Regions from separate parts of the Homo sapiens genome. Here region 2 is linked to region 1. A link is a loop called in an ENCODE intact Hi-C map of the cell type or tissue named here. Cell type or tissue: CD4-positive, alpha-beta T cell. All regions are shown on one strand. Links, peaks and the distances in the headings refer to the core of each region. The heading gives the core; the rest is flanking DNA.

The links. Hi-C counts contacts between places; a loop is a spot of excess contacts. Peaks named below come from ENCODE experiments on the same cell type or tissue, not always from the same donor. Only the 100,000 strongest peaks of a DNase experiment are listed, where the experiment ranks them.
Region 2: it touches region 1 in a loop (5-fold over the local background); 4 of 110 quality-filtered maps call a loop at or near these places.

Annotation. Positions count from the first base shown.
Region 1 is chr9:6,011,892-6,020,223 of GRCh38, reverse strand. RANBP6 (RAN binding protein 6) reads left to right here and starts at 4,600. Exons shown (of 1, transcript NM_012416.4): 1 at 4,600-8,332. The coding sequence starts at 4,617. The coding sequence ends at 7,934. RefSeq lists an enhancer at 4,722-4,781. In CD4-positive, alpha-beta T cell, for the core only: no CTCF peak of the experiment used is centred there; DNase peaks (open chromatin) are centred at 4,543 and 5,333; H3K4me3 peaks cover 1,748 bases; H3K27ac peaks cover 1,181 bases.
Region 2 is chr9:6,699,735-6,708,066 of GRCh38, reverse strand. LINC02851 (long intergenic non-protein coding RNA 2851) reads right to left here and starts at 3,760. Exons shown (of 3, transcript NR_184134.1): 1 at 3,724-3,760; 2 at 3,414-3,614; 3 at 287-525. RefSeq lists a silencer at 558-772 and enhancers at 3,479-3,608, 3,659-3,748. In CD4-positive, alpha-beta T cell, for the core only: no CTCF peak of the experiment used is centred there; a DNase peak (open chromatin) is centred at 3,776; H3K4me3 peaks cover 1,523 bases; H3K27ac peaks cover 1,362 bases.

The sequences.
Region 1 (8,332 bases), core at 66-8,065:
GAGAAGGAATTTCACAAGGTAATGTCATCAGTTAAGGCAGGAACAGGCCATTTTCACTTCTTTTGTGTTGGAATGTCATCAGTTAAGGCAGGAACAGGCCATTTTCACTTCTTTTGTGATTCTTCAGTTACTTCAGACTATCTGGATGTATACGTACAGGTCACAGGGGATATGATGGCTTAGCTTGGGCTAGAGGCCTGACAGATATGATACCCTTCATGATCTGGCCTTTATTTAACTTTCTGTCTTCCTCCTTCCAGCTTCCTGTATCATCCCCAGACCCCCTCAAATCCCATGCTCACCGCCCCAGCATTACTGAAACACTGGCAGAACTCTCATCACAGTACACCTGAAGGCCTCTCTGTGTCTGAAAAAGCTGTACCCTTTACTTAGAACAACTTTCTCTCTTTTCAAATGGTTAATGAGGACTCATTCTTCAAAAGTCAACTCTGATACCTCCTCTGGGAAGCCTTACTTGATCAACCCCATACCCAGAGTAAATTAGCTGCCTCCATAACCCCATATGGCTCCATGGCAGGCTTATCATTACTACAGTGATCACTACGCTATGTGACATTTACTATCTCTGTTTACTATGAGATTCACATATCTTCATGAATTTAGTCTTTAATACCAGCAACTCAGCACCATGCTTGAGTGTACCCTCAAAGAATGCTTGCTGAGAGACTAATTGAATAATTGCATACTCTTTTTCTTTCTTTTTGTTTTGAGACGCAGTCTCGCTCTGTCACCAGGCTGGAGTGCAGTGGTACAATCTTGGCTCACTGCAACCTGCGCCTCCCGGGTTCAAGCAATTCTCCTGCCTCAGCCTCCCAAGTAGCTGGGACTATAGGCACGCGCCACCACGCCCAGCTAATTTTTGTATTTTTAGTAGAGATGGGGTTTCACCATGTTGGCCAGGATGGTCTCAATCTCCTGACCTTGTGATCCGCCCAACTCGGCCTCCCAAAGTGCTGGGATTACAGGCATGAGCCACTGCACCCGGCCAAATAATTGCATAATCTTAACCCAGAATTTTTCAAACATTTTTTTCTTTTTCTTTTTTCTTTTTTTTTTTTTTTTGAGATGGAGTCTCCCTCTGTCACCCAGGCTGGAGTGCAGTGGTGTGATCTTGGCTTACTGCAACCTCCGCCTCCTGGGTTCAAGCAATTTTCCTGCCTCAGCCTCCCTGAGTAGCTGGGACTACATGCGCACACCACCAAGTCCAGCTAAATTTTTTGTATTTTTAGTAGAGACGAGGTTTCACCATGTTGGCCAGGCTGGTCTCGAACTCCTGACCTCAGGTGATCTGCCCAACTTAGCCTCCCAATAGCCTCCCAAAGTGCTGGAATTACAGGCATGAGCCACTGCGCCCAGCTCATTTTTTTCAAAGAGGTTGTACCAATTTACCTATACTCTCAACAAAAATATAACTGAGTTTCCTGTTGTTCCACATCCTCAGCAACCCTTGGCTTTGTCAGACTTTTAAAGCATTGTGGTAGGTCTGTGGTGGTGTATCACTGTGGTTTTTTTCAATGTCTTTCATATGCTAGTGGATATAGTATTAAGTAATTAATTAATTATTATTAACATTTCCTGAAACGGCAAATGCAAAGTCCCTCCAGTTAGACTTTTTGAAGGAACAGTAAGAAAACCAATGAATGGGCCAGGTGTGGTGGCTCATGCCTGTAATCCTAGTACTTTAGGAGGCTGAGGCAGGTGGATCACTTGAGGTCAGAAGTTTGAGACCGGCCTGGCCAACATGATGAAACCCTGTGTCTACTAAAAATATAAAAATTAGCTGGGTGTGGTGGTGCATGCCTGTAATCCCAGCTACTCAGGAGGCTGAGGCAGGAGAATTGCTTGAACCCAGGAGGCAGAGGTTGCAGTGAGCTGAGATCGTGCCATTGCCCTCCAGCCTAGGTGACAGAGCGAGACTCCATCTAAAAAAAAAAAAAAAACAAAGAAAGAAAGAAAACCAATGAATGCACAACTGTAGTCATAATCTTAGAACCAGAATTGATCTTATCAGCGATTCTCAAATGTTGGTATTTATATAAAAACCCAATGTGCTGGTTGAAATTGTACATTCTTAGTCCTCAGTCCCCCCAGAATTCTGGGTTAATAGGAACTTGGGCCCTAACATCTATATTTTAAAATAGGTATCCCAAGCAATTCTAATGCAGTTGGTTTTCAGTCTACAGAATGAGAAATTCTATTTTAGAAAATAGCTCTGTTTCATATTACAGTGTCTTTTTTATGAGACAGAGTCTTGCTGTGTCGCCAGGCTGGAGTGCAGTGATGCAATCTCGGCTCACTGCAACCTCTGCCTCCCAGGTTCAAGCGATTCTCCTGCCTCAGCCTCCCGAGTAGCTGGGACTACAAGCATGTGCCACCACGCCCAGCTAATTTTGGTACTTTTAGTAGAGACGGGGTTTCACCGTGTTGGCCAGAATGGTTTTGATCTCTTGATCTCGTGATCTGCCTGCCTCAGCCTCCCAAAGTGCTGGGATTACAGGTGTGAGCCACCATGCTCGGCTACAATGTAATTTATGAGACTACCTACTTTGTCTATCATCTGGTTAATGTAAAAGCTACGACTTTCTAATTTTTGTGGGTATATGCGGCAGCACTTTACAAAAACAAAATTAAGGCTGCTTGGAAAAGTTTAAGACAGAATTTGCAGTAAGTGAAGCCTCTGATCATGCTGCAAAACCAAGAGTAGTTAATGGGGAAGCAATATGGTGAAAAGAGCATCAGTGTCACTTTCAGAAGAGGTAGAATTGAGACTCAGGTGTGTCATCCTAGGCAAATCCTGTAACTTCCCTTAGTTTCCACTTCTCACCTAAATTTAGTATTATATCTATCCTAGCAATCTCTCAATTCTGTATAAGGGTCAAAATGAGTGTGGCAAGTGCTAATACAAAAGTAAGACCTAATCATTGTTATAGGAATGAAACTTGTTTTTGATTGACACACCTGCCTGAATTAAAGAAACAAACTGGCCAGGCGCGGTTGCTTACACCTGTAATCCTAGTACTGTGGGAGGCCGAGGCGGGTGATCTCTCACGAGGTCAACAGATCGAGACCATCCTGACCAAACATAGTGAAACCCCGTCTCTACTAAAATACAAAAATTAGCTGGGCGTGGTGGCATGCGCCCATAGTCCCAGCTACTCAGGAGGCTGAAGCAGGAGAATTGCTTGAACCCAGGAGGCAGAGGTTGCAGTGAGTTGAGATCGCACCACTGCACTCCAGCCTGGCGACAGAGCGAGACTCCATCTCACAAAAAAAAAAAAAAAAAAAAGAAACAAATTTAGTTTCATCAACATTTGTTTCTTGGAATAACCTCAGCAGCTTCCCACTAATGGTTAGTTAGGATTCTAGTTAACCGCATCCCTTCATATTTCAGTTTAGACAAGATGCAAGGAAAATCTTGAGTAACTTGTCCTAGGATACAAAATTAATTTAGTGACAAGGCCAGGATGCAAGTCTGTCTTCTGATTATTAGTTCAGATCACTTTCTACCATACTTTACTCAGTTGTCTTTCCCATTCTTTATTATAACCAACAGGCCAGGTGATTCTGACACACACCAGATTTTGAGCTACCACTCTACTGCATTAGATGTGGTAGTGGGGAAGTAATTATTATTTTATTATCACACTTATTATTTTATAAAGCTTTATTGTAGTATTATTTATATGCCATACAATTCACCAATTTAAATTTAACAACTCAATGGTTTTTAGTATAATCACAGAATTGTGCAACCATCACAATTAATTTTAGAACATTTCATCACTCAGAAAGAAACACCCTATTTGATAGCAGTCATTCTCTATCCTCCCCTCCCCCCAACCTCTGGCAACCACTAATTTCTGTTATACAATTTGCCTGTTTGGTACCTTTCATACAAATGGAATCATACAATATGTGGTTGTGACTGGTTTCTTTCACTTGGCATGTTTTCAAGATAGACTTATTGTTTTAAAATTATCAAAGTAACAATATAGTTTAGAAATAAAAGAAAAAAATCACTCATAATCTGACCAGAAGCAGTGGCTCACACCTGTATTCCCAGTACTTCGGGAGGCCGAGGCGGGCAGATCACCTGAGCCCAGGAGTTCGAGACCAGCCTGGGCAACATGGCGAAACCCTGTCTCTATAAAAAACACAATTAGCCGGGCGTGGTGGCGCGCGCCTGTGGTCCCAGCTACTGGGGGAACTGAGGCGGGGAGGATCGCTTGAGCCCAGGAGGTTGAGGCTGCAGTGAGCAGGGATCGCGCCGCTATACTCCAGCCTAGGTGACACAGCCAGACCTTGTATCCAAAAAAAAAAAAAGTCATGATCCCATTCTAATCAATGCTTTTCTTCTCTCGCCTGCAAGTGCACGTTTATCTTATTGAAAAACAAATGGAGGATGCCATTGGCCTCCACACGGCTCTCACCTCTCTCCAAAACCTAGCTCGCAGCCTGCCAGAGCGCAGCTAGAGTTTCTGGGCAGAGGAGGGAGAAGCACCCCGCCCATCCCCGCCGGCGCCTCGCCTACGTCACTGCTTCGAGCCGCAGACCCCCTCCCTCCTTCCCGGTCGCGGTAGCTTTGACAGAGCGCAATGGCGGCAACCGCGTCTGCAGGGGTGCCGGCGACCGTGTCAGAAAAGCAAGAGTTTTACCAGCTTCTGAAGAACCTGATCAATCCAAGCTGTATGGTGCGGAGGCAAGCAGAGGAAATCTATGAAAATATCCCAGGTCTGTGTAAGACTACCTTCCTCTTAGATGCCGTCAGAAATAGAAGAGCAGGTTATGAGGTGAGACAAATGGCTGCCGCACTGCTACGACGGCTTTTGTCCTCTGGGTTTGAGGAGGTTTATCCAAATCTGCCTGCTGATGTTCAGAGAGATGTCAAGATTGAACTGATTCTGGCTGTTAAGTTAGAAACACATGCTAGCATGAGGAAAAAACTTTGTGATATTTTTGCAGTGCTGGCCAGGAATTTGATAGATGAGGATGGCACTAACCACTGGCCGGAAGGTCTGAAGTTTCTTATTGATTCAATCTACTCCAAAAATGTGGTTCTATGGGAAGTTGCACTTCACGTTTTCTGGCACTTTCCTGGGATTTTTGGGACCCAAGAGCGGCATGATTTGGATATCATCAAACGGTTGTTGGACCAGTGTATTCAAGATCAAGAACATCCAGCAATCAGGACATTATCCGCTAGAGCTGCAGCTGCATTTGTACTTGCTAATGAGAATAATATTGCTCTTTTCAAAGACTTTGCAGACTTGCTTCCTGGAATCTTACAGGCTGTGAATGACTCATGCTACCAGGATGATGATTCAGTGCTAGAATCCCTTGTTGAGATTGCAGATACCGTACCTAAGTACTTGGGTCCTTATTTAGAAGATACTCTACAGTTGAGTTTGAAGTTATGTGGAGACTCTAGGCTTAGTAATCTGCAGCGCCAGCTGGCCCTCGAAGTTATAGTGACCTTGTCTGAAACTGCCACTCCGATGTTGAAAAAACATACAAATATTATTGCACAGGCAGTTCCTCATATATTAGCAATGATGGTTGATCTACAAGATGATGAGGACTGGGTAAATGCTGATGAAATGGAAGAAGATGATTTTGACAGCAATGCAGTTGCTGCGGAGAGTGCACTAGACAGACTGGCTTGTGGGCTTGGTGGAAAAGTTGTTTTACCAATGACCAAGGAGCATATCATGCAGATGCTTCAGAGCCCTGACTGGAAGTATCGACATGCTGGATTAATGGCCTTATCTGCCATTGGAGAAGGATGCCATCAACAAATGGAATCAATTCTAGATGAAACAGTTAACTCCGTTTTGCTTTTTCTTCAGGATCCTCATCCAAGGGTGAGGGCTGCAGCCTGTACTACACTTGGACAGATGGCTACAGATTTTGCACCTAATTTCCAAAAGAAATTTCATGAAACAGTGATTGCAGCTCTGTTACGTACCATGGAAAATCAAGGTAATCAGCGTGTGCAATCACATGCAGCTTCTGCTCTTATTATTTTTATTGAAGACTGCCCTAAATCATTGCTAGTTCTATATGTGGATAGTATGGTGAAAAATCTACATTCCGTCTTGGTGATTAAACTTCAAGAGTTGATTCGGAATGGAACTAAGTTGGCTTTGGAACAACTTGTGACAACCATTGCATCAGTTGCAGATACAATAGAAGAAAAATTTGTCCCATATTATGATATATTCATGCCCTCACTAAAGCACATTGTTGAGCTTGCTGTTCAGAAGGAACTCAAGCTTCTGAGAGGAAAAACTATCGAGTGCATTAGCCATATTGGTCTTGCTGTTGGGAAGGAAAAATTTATGCAAGATGCATCAAATGTGATGCAGCTGTTGTTGAAGACACAATCAGACTTAAATAATATGGAAGATGATGACCCTCAGACCTCTTACATGGTTTCAGCATGGGCTAGAATGTGTAAAATTCTTGGAAAAGATTTTCAACAGTACCTTCCACTGGTTATCGAGCCTCTTATTAAGACTGCTTCAGCTAAACCTGATGTTGCTCTCTTAGACACACAGGATGTGGAAAATATGAGTGACGATGATGGCTGGCAATTTGTAAATCTTGGAGACCAGCAGAGTTTTGGAATTAAAACTTCAGGACTTGAAGCAAAAGCAACTGCTTGCCAAATGTTGGTTTACTATGCTAAGGAGTTAAGGGAAGGGTTTGTGGAATATACAGAACAAGTTGTGAAGCTGATGGTTCCTTTACTGAAATTTTATTTCCATGACAATGTTCGAGTGGCAGCAGCAGAGTCCATGCCTTTTCTCCTGGAATGTGCAAGAATTCGTGGCCCAGAGTATCTTGCACAGATGTGGCAATTCATATGTGACCCCTTAATCAAGGCTATTGGTACTGAACCAGATACAGATGTGCTCTCAGAAATAATGAATTCTTTTGCAAAGTCCATTGAAGTTATGGGAGATGGTTGCCTTAATGATGAACACTTGGAAGAACTGGGAGGAATACTGAAAGCAAAACTTGAAGGGCACTTTAAAAACCAAGAATTGAGACAGGTGAAAAGACAGGAAGAAAACTATGATCAACAGGTTGAGATGTCTCTGCAAGATGAGGATGAATGTGATGTTTATATTCTGACCAAAGTATCAGATATTTTGCACTCATTATTTAGTACTTATAAGGAAAAGATTTTACCATGGTTTGAACAACTACTTCCATTAATTGTAAATCTAATTTGTTCAAGTAGGCCATGGCCAGACAGACAGTGGGGATTGTGCATATTTGATGACATCATAGAGCACTGCAGTCCAACTTCATTTAAATATGTAGAATATTTTCGGTGGCCAATGCTACTAAATATGCGAGATAACAACCCTGAAGTCAGGCAAGCTGCTGCTTATGGCCTGGGTGTCATGGCACAGTTTGGTGGAGATGATTATCGTTCTTTATGTTCAGAAGCTGTTCCACTTCTGGTAAAAGTTATTAAGTGTGCAAATTCCAAAACCAAAAAAAATGTCATTGCTACAGAGAACTGTATCTCAGCAATAGGGAAGATTTTGAAGTTTAAGCCTAACTGTGTAAATGTAGATGAAGTTCTTCCACACTGGTTATCATGGCTTCCACTGCATGAAGATAAAGAGGAAGCTATTCAGACTTTGAGTTTTCTCTGTGACCTAATTGAAAGTAACCACCCAGTTGTAATTGGTCCAAATAATTCCAATCTTCCCAAAATAATCAGTATAATTGCAGAAGGAAAAATTAATGAGACTATTAACTATGAGGATCCTTGTGCCAAACGCCTAGCTAATGTCGTGCGTCAGGTACAGACTTCTGAAGATTTATGGTTGGAATGTGTATCACAACTTGATGATGAACAGCAGGAAGCCTTACAGGAGTTGCTAAATTTTGCTTGAAGCACTTTAATATAACTTGAATATTATCTATTATAAAAGTAACTACAAATAAGTGTTGTGAATAGATTTTATTATAAATCAGAGAACTGTTTTCTCCCTGCTAAGCAGTTTATAGTTCTTCTCCATGTTTCTCCAGAATTAATCAGTGTTAGTCCTCTGTTTATCTCGCATGTTTTATCTTCCAAACACAGACCTTGGTGATAACCTGTGCTTCAAACTGTCTTAAACAATGTTTGTCACCTTTCCCCTAGTTGATGTAAAGTATATAAATTGTTGCTATTTGTTTGAACTATTATTGATGCTAGCCAAGCAGTATACTTGATGTGAAGATGTCATGCTATCACAATATGCTAAGAGCTCACAAAAATAAGATAGAATTTCCAGGACAAACATCTTTG
Region 2 (8,332 bases), core at 86-8,085, 690 kb before region 1:
CATGTTGGCCAGGTTGGTCTTGAACTCCTGACCTCAGGTGATCCCTCCCAATGTGCTGGGATTCCAGGCATGAGCCACTGTGCCCGGCCGCTACCTATTCTTTATTCCTTCCAGGTACTACTCAGTGTTAATCAGTTTCACTGTACACTGGTTATCAACTTGAGTCCAGTGATATACAACACCCATGCACACAATTTATACTTAATGGAACCCCATGATTGTTACTGGAGTATTTAGCATTACATATTACCCCTTTTATAATAGCTATACAAAAATTACCCATGAGTGAATGAGCTGAAGCAGGTTTATTGCTTATGGATAGGCAGCAAGGAGCAACAGAAGCCTAGGATTTATTGTGAGCTGGTCCCCCAAGGGTCAAGAAAGCTGCCCAGGGCAGACAGGGTCTCAACTGTGTGTACTCCACTTGAACCACAGCCGAGAAATCCCAGAAAGCAGCCCTCTCTGGGTTATATCCTCAGGGGCCACAAGACTTGCTGGGCTAAAATGTTGGAGGACATGTCGCTTCTAGGGGAAAAAGAAACAAAGTCCAGGCTGTTCCAGCCAGTTCCTCCCCTATCTCAGGATACTGCATTCCAAGCATATTCTATAGTTATTCTTTTTTTTTTTTTTTGAGGTGGAGTTTCGCTCTTGTTGCCCAGGCTGGAGTACAATGGCACGATCTTGGCTCACGGCAACCTCTGCCTCCCAGATTCAAACAATTCTTCTGCCTCAGCCTCCCAAGTAGCTGGGATTACAGGCATGTACCACCACGCCCGGTTAATTTTGTATTTTTTTTTTAGTTGAGACAGGGTTTCTCCATGTTGGTCAGGCTGTTCTCAAACTCCCAACCTCAGGTGATAACGCCCGCCTCAGCCTCCCAAAGTGCTGGGATTACAAGGTGTGAGCCACCGCGCCTGGCTCTTCAGTTATTCTTGAAAACCACGGCCAGGCGCAATGGTTCGTGCCTGTAATCCCAGCACTTTGGGAGGCTGAGTTGGATCACTTTAGGTCAGGAGTTGGAGATCAGCCTGGCTAACATGGTGAAACCCTGTCCCTACTAAAAATACAAAAACTAGCCATGTATGTTGGTATGCATCTGTAGTCCCAGCTACTCGGGAGGCTGAGGCAGGAAAATCACTTGAACCCAGGAGGCAGAGTTTGCAGTGAGCCGACATTGTGCTACTGCATTCCAGCCTGGGCAACAGAGTGAGACTCTGTCTGAAAAAAAAATAGTAATAATAATTAAACCACAAGCATGAAAAGAAGAACTGGGTTGGGGTCTGAGGCCACCCAGAGAATTGTTCTCCACCCCAGCTCAAAACTTGGTCTTATTGTTGTTTCATCATGATGGATGTCTTCGTTGCTCCTCACAAACCCACTCACTTTTGGAATACCCACTTCTCTCTCTGGAATGTCCACTTCACAGAGATACCATGGCTATTCTTCCCTTTCTGTCAGTTCTGGCTTGCCATTCATTCCCACCCAACTGCAACATACCAGCTAGTAGCTGTTTTTCTCAAACCACACTCATGGACTACATCTCAAAAATAACTCCATTCTCTGAAGTATAGAACAAAGAAGGTCCAAATGGCCTCACTCCCAAGGCTGAAAGTTGTTCTGTAAGCTCAGCTAGGACTCTCAGGCAGGGGCCTCAGTTCTCCATATGGGCTTGCGAAGGGAAAATAAAACTTGGGGCCCCAAAAATCACTAAGCTAAAGAGAAGACTGAAGCTAGGAACTGCTTAGGGCAAACCTGCCTCCCACTGTATTCAAAGTCATTCCTCAGCTCGCTGAGATACACATCTGACTGCTTCCTTTGAAAAGGCTAATCAAACTCAAAAGAATGCAACCGTTTGCCTCTTATCTACCTATGACCTGGAAACCCACTCCCCTCTTTGAGTTGTTCTGCCTTTGCCTCGAGTCTGCCTTTGCGTCAAATTGTCACGCCTTTCTGGAAAAAACCAATGTTCATCTTACATATATTGATTGATGTCTCCCTAAAATGTATAAAAGTAAGTTGTACTGGGACCACCTTGGGCACATGTAGTCAGGACCTCCTGAGGCTGTGTTATGGGTGTGCATCCTTACCTTTGGCAAAATAAACTTCCTAAACTGACTGAGGCCTAACTCAGATATTCAGGGTTTACAGGCTTCTTGGGCTTCCTCATGGTGGCAGCTGAAGTCTAAGCAGGAGCCTTCAAAGAGTTCAGAATTGCATAATGCCAGGGCAGTTCAAAGAAAAACATTGTTTGGTAAAAGTGCTTAACCTATACACCAAAGGAAAATTTATAGCTGATGTTGTTTTTTTGTTGTTTGTCTGGTTTGAGACAAAATCTCGCTGTGTCACCCAGGCTAGAGTGCAGTGGTGGCATCTCAGCTCACTCCAACCTCCATCTCCTGGGTTCAAGCGATTCTCCTGCCTCAGCCACTCAGGTAGCTGGGATTACAGGCGTGCACCACCACACACGGCTAATTTTTATATTTTTAGTAGAGATGGGGTTTCATCATGTTGGCCAGACTAGTCTCGAACTCCTGACCTCAAGCAATCTGCCTCCCTCGGCCTCCCAAAGGGCTGGGATTACAGGTGTGAGCCACCGCGCTGGCCTGTACCTAGTTTTGAATCATGCGTTTCTACAAAGCAGCCTGAGGAAAGCATGCCAAACAAACCTCCACCCTGAAAAGGAGAAGATGGCCCTAGGATGGGTTAATAATCAAGGGCCATGAGGAAAGGATAACCTAAGGTGGAGTCCTAAAGGCCTAAAAAGGTGGGATCAGTTTAATGTATACAGTCTTTTTTTTTTTTTTTTTTTTTTGAGACAGAGTCTGGCCATCACCTAGGCTGGAGTGCAGTGGCTCGATCTCGGCTCATTGCAACCTCCGCTTCCCAGGTTCAAGCGATTCTCATGCCTCAGCCTCTTGAGTAGCTAGGACTACAGGCGCCCGCCACCACGCCCGGCTAATTTTTATATGTATTTTTAGTAGGGACGGAGTTTCACCATGTTAGCCAGGCTGGTCTTGAACTCCTGACATAGTGATCCGCCCACCTTGGCCTCCCAACGTGCTGGGATTACAGGCGTGAGCCACTGCGCCCGGCGGATGATCCATTTTTACAGATGGGAGGCATGTACTATCTTAAGCGTGAGAGACAGGCTACTAGAAAGGCCAAGACCATGGATTTCAACAAGTGGGGAAAAGTCCCAAAGGCGCAGATGGTTATAAAGGCCCTCCTGGGATAAGATACTTTGGCTGTAGACGCTGTAGAAAGTACTGGCCCCAGGAAGGAAAAATGGAAAAGCTGGCTGCAGGGTCTGGGGATATCCTAAGAGAACTTTCTGCGGCTGTAGGCTTTGGGAAAAGGGCCCTGAGGGCTGAGGGACAGGGCTGGGTCTGTCATCTAGTGACATCCGCACCCACCGAAGCTCCGCTGGGCTGCACCGCCAACTCTGGTCCTCTAGAGAGCTGCGAGGATGGGGATCAAACACTCAGTGGGGCCGGGCAGGCTGTCTGTGTCCGCAGCCCGCTCAACACGACGCCGGCATATCGCAGCGAACAGGAGAGGAGACGTCGCAGTCCCAGTAGTCTGTCTCCGCGTTTCTTGGCTGCCTGGTCCCGGCCCTGGTGCAGGGGGAAGACGATTACTTGGGATCTTGGGTCGGGACTCGGAGGGGCAAGGTAGAAAGGCAAAGGGGGCCGGTACTAACGGTGCGATTTGAGACTGTTCTACCTGAGTGACAGCGGACGCTCGCGCACGCGCGGAAAGACTTGGATGCCGCCCTCCCTGCGGCGCCCGAGGACCTCACGTGACCCCGAGGTCCTCACGTGACCCCCCACCAGCCAGCGAAGCGGGGTGGTCAGCGCCTCCGCAACGCATGTGGGTCAGCTGGCTGACGGGACCAGGATCTTCCCGGCGGCTCAGTGCAGTCGCTGAGCTAACGCCACAGTCTGGAAGTTGCCTGTTTCGTCAGAGCTGGGGAGATACTTGGGCAGGAAAGAGGAACTGAGGCCCAAGCGGCCGCGGGACTCCTTTAGGGCGGGACCTGCTGGTGTCCACCCGCCCCACTTAGTAATAGGTTTCCACGCCGGCCTGGGACCTTCTGGAGCGGTGACCTCAGAGGCGCGGCCATGGAGGTACCAGTGCAGGTGTCACCAGCCTCTGGGCGGTCCCTAAGGATTTTTTTTTTTTTTTGAGATGGAGTTTCGCTCTGTCGCCCAGGCTGGAGTGCAGTGGCGCGATCTCGTCTCACTGCAACACCCTCCTCCTGGGTTCAAGCGATGCTCCTACCCCAGCCTCCCGAGTAGCTGGGACCACACGAGCGCGCCACCACGCCCGACCAATTCAAGGGGAGCACTTCAACAATGACCATGTTGTAAGCTTCCGGGAGCGCAGATTCCGTGTGTTGGCGGCACCGGTGTGGAGTGTGTTCTACTCCCGCAGGTGTGAGCCTTCAGATGGGGAACGTGCGCTGGAAATTTCTGAGGAATGCTTGAACCAGGCCGGCTTTGGGCTGAAATTGAAAAAATTAGAAGTGCAGGTGTATCCTGGTTCTTTTCAGTGTATCGAAGTCGGGCTGTTGCAACCTTCGTTTTTGCACTTTAACGTTAGCTCTTCAGGGTATTAAATTTAGGGCTTTTGTGCTGTCAGAGGCAGATGGCCAAACGTACCGAACATTCTGCAAAGGTGAAATGAATTTTCTTAACTGCCCTGAAGTGTCTCAACTGCCAGGCCCTTGCGGGCCTTTGTTCCGTAACGTTCTCAGCTAAGAAAGATTACACGATCAATGGATTTGGGCAGGGTAATTGCTAAGTTTCTTCTTTCAAGTTATACTTTGATGTAAAGACTCCATTTCAATGCTACAAAACTCTTAATTTCAGCTTATTTGAAACATTCTACGAGCTCTACTCCCAGATGTTTTCTTGGTTTTGAGGGACACAGTGAGGATGAAGGGAACATGATATTCATGGTGGTAAAGGCAAAAATGTTGTTTACTCCACACACAAGACGAATTTTCCCTATACTAGAAGACAATTGAGTATTTTCCTAATAAGGTGTACAATATCGAGCTTCCAAGTCTACTTAGGAGACAAGGTGATGAGAGATTATGATAAGAGCAACAAGTCATAAACATAATGGTGACTGAATTATCTATAATCACCAAAGACTCAATGACTCATATCCCATGCTATCTCAAAGACATTTCACCCAGTTTTTCCCTCCATTGGTTCAAAATAAGATCACTGTCTTCTCCCTGACATGCTTTTTTTTTTTTTTTTTTTTTTTTTTTTTTGAGACTGTCGCTCTGTCGCCCAGGCTGGAGTGCAGTGGCTGCAAGCTCCACCGCTCCACCTCCCGGGTTCACGCCATTCTCCTGCCTCAGCCTCCCGAGTAGCTGGGACTACAGGCGCCCACCACTACGCCTGGCTAATTTTTTTGTATTTTTAGTAGAGACGGGGTTTCACCGTGTTAGCCAGGATGGTCTTGATCTCCTGACCTCGTGATCTGCCCACCTCGGCCTCCCAAAGTACTGGGATTACAGGCGTGAGCCACCGGGCCTGGCCTTTTTTCTTTTTTTTAAATTTAGATGGGGTCTCACTCTGTTACCCAGGCTGGAGTGCAGTGACCTGATCTTGGCTCACTGCAGCCTCCACCTCTCACCTCACCCTCCTGAGTAGATGGGACTACAGGCACAGGCCATCACGCCTTGGTATAGCATGATTTTTAAATTTGACTTCTAGGACACCCATTTTCTTGGTTTTCCCCTACTTCTGTTTCTGCTCCTGATTCTCAGTGGTTTTTGCTAATTCTCTCTTCTCACCACCTTTTAATTTGGAGTGTCCCCAAGTGTAATTCATGGTCCTCTTCTGTATCTAACCCTCACTTTCTTGGTGATCTTACCATGTCTCATGGGTTTAAATTTTATCTGCCATTCATCTCTGGTTATACATTTCTCAAATGCCATACTTTTACATCCAACTGCCCTCTTTTTTTTCTTTTCTTTTCTTTTTTTTTTTTTGAGACGGAGTCTCGCTCTGTCGCCCAGGCTGGAGTGCAGTGGCATGATCTCGGCTCACTGCAACCTCCACGTCCTGGGTTCATGCCATTCTCCTGCCTCAGCCTCCTGAGTTGCTGGGACTACAGGCACCTGCCACCATGCCTGGCTAATTTTTTGTATTTTTAGTAGAGACGGGGTTTCACCGTGTTAGCCAGGATGGTCTCGATCTCCTGACCTCGTGATCCGCCCGCCTCGGCCTCCCAAAGTGCTGGGATTATAGGCGTGAGCCACCACGCCTGGCCCCAACTGCCTTCTTGACATCTCTACACAGATGTCCAATAAACATCTGAAAATTGATGTGTCAATACTGAACTCATGATCTTCCTCTCTACACCTACTCCACCATGGCCTTTCCCATTATAAATGGCAGCAATTCCATCCTTTTAGTTGTTTATGCCAAAGCCTGCTTTCTTCCATTCCTCCAGTCATCAGGACGTCATGTTGACTCTACCTTCAAAACATGTCCCAAATCTGACCTTTTCTCAACCACCTCCACAGTGAACACCTTAGTTAGCTGTATTGTCATTGCAGGAGCCCCCTAACAGCTGTCTCTGCCTCTATCCTACTCCCCTCCCTGCCCCAGCCTCCCAGTGTCAATGCAGCAGCCGGAGTGACTGTTTTAAAAGCTAAGTCAGATCACATCACTCTTCTGCGGAAAACACTATCATGGCTTCTGGTTTCATTCAGAGTAAAAGCCAAAATCCTTAGAATAGCCTTCAAGGCCTGAAATGACCTGAATTCTGTTAGTCATGGTTCTAGCAGGAAACAGCTGGCATGTTCAAATTAGGATAGTTTAAGGAGAATTTTTAAAAGGGGTTATTTTAAAAGGTGTGAGTAGAGGAAAAGGAATGATTGTTCAACAACCTTGGGTCTAGTAACAGCGGGGCCTTTATAGCATCCCTACGCTGGAAGGGGCAAGGAACTGAGTGGTACCAGATCCCCAAAACAGAGAGGACTGAGGCGATAGCCACCTGTCAGGAGTTGAACCCTTCAGTGGGATGCAGCCAGCCAGTGAGCATCTTGCTTAGAGAGAGCAAGAGCGATGAATACCCAGATCCGACTCTCCTCACTCGCTCTCTTTTGTAGGTGCCCTGTTAGGAGATCCAACAGAAAGCCAGATGGCAAGGGTGTAGTCCCTAGAGGGCACCCTCCTGGGCTCACAGCAGGATGGAAGAAGGTAAAGGGTGGTCTGGAGGGCCACATATGGGATACCGAGCACCCTCTCTAAGCTCAGCCTGACCCTCCCCTTCCATTCATTCCCTCAAACCACACTGGCCTTGTTATCCTACAAGATCCCCATGCTTCTCTCTTAGGGCCTGTTTTAGCTACCCCCTCTGCCTGGAATATTCTTTCCCACATATTTTTTGGGCTAATGTCCTCATTTCCTTTGGCCTTTGCTCAGCTATCATTATCCTCTCAAATAGGACATCTTGGCCGCGCATGGCTGCTCATGCCTGTAATCCTAGCACTTTGGGAGGCCGAGGCAGGTGGATCACCTGAGATCAGGAGTTTGAGACCAGCCTAGCCAACATGGTGAAAACCCATCTCTACTAAAAATACAAAAATTAGCCAGGCGTGGTGGCACATGCCTGTAATCCCAGCTACCCAGGAGGCTACTCCTAGCTACTCAGGAGACAGGCAGGAGAATCGCTGGAACCCAGGAGGTGGAGGCTGCAGTGAGCCAAGATCGTACCACTGCACTCCAGTCTGGGTGACAGAGCGAGACTCCATCTCAAAAAAAAAAAAAAACAAACCCAAAAAGGACATCTTGATCACCCATTCAGCACTGCCACCCACCACCCAGCACTCCTGACCCTGCTACACTGTTGTACTTTTTCTTTCATCCATAGCACTTAACTTCCTGCATATTCTATCCTTCACTTATTTATTTTGCACTGTTTATTTCCTCCATCCCTCCACTAAGATTGAGCTCCGCAAGTGGAAGAATCTTTGTCAGCTTAGTTGATTGATGTATTCTAAGTGCCTAGATCAAATAATGCTTGTTGAATGAATTAACGGTCCTTTAGTACTTACTGAGTTCTAAGTTCTTTAAATGGATAGCGTTACATACAAAGAGAAAGGAACTACCATTATTCTATTTTTCAGATGAGGAGACTCTACTTTTTCACATTTTTCTTTTTTTAAAATTTTTTCAATATAAGTTTTACTTTTTTTTTTTTTTTTTTTTTGAGGCAGGGTCTCACTCTGGTTGCCCAGGCTGATATGTAGAGGCACAATCTCGGCTCACTGCAGCCTTAACCTTCCAGGCTCAGGTGATTCTCC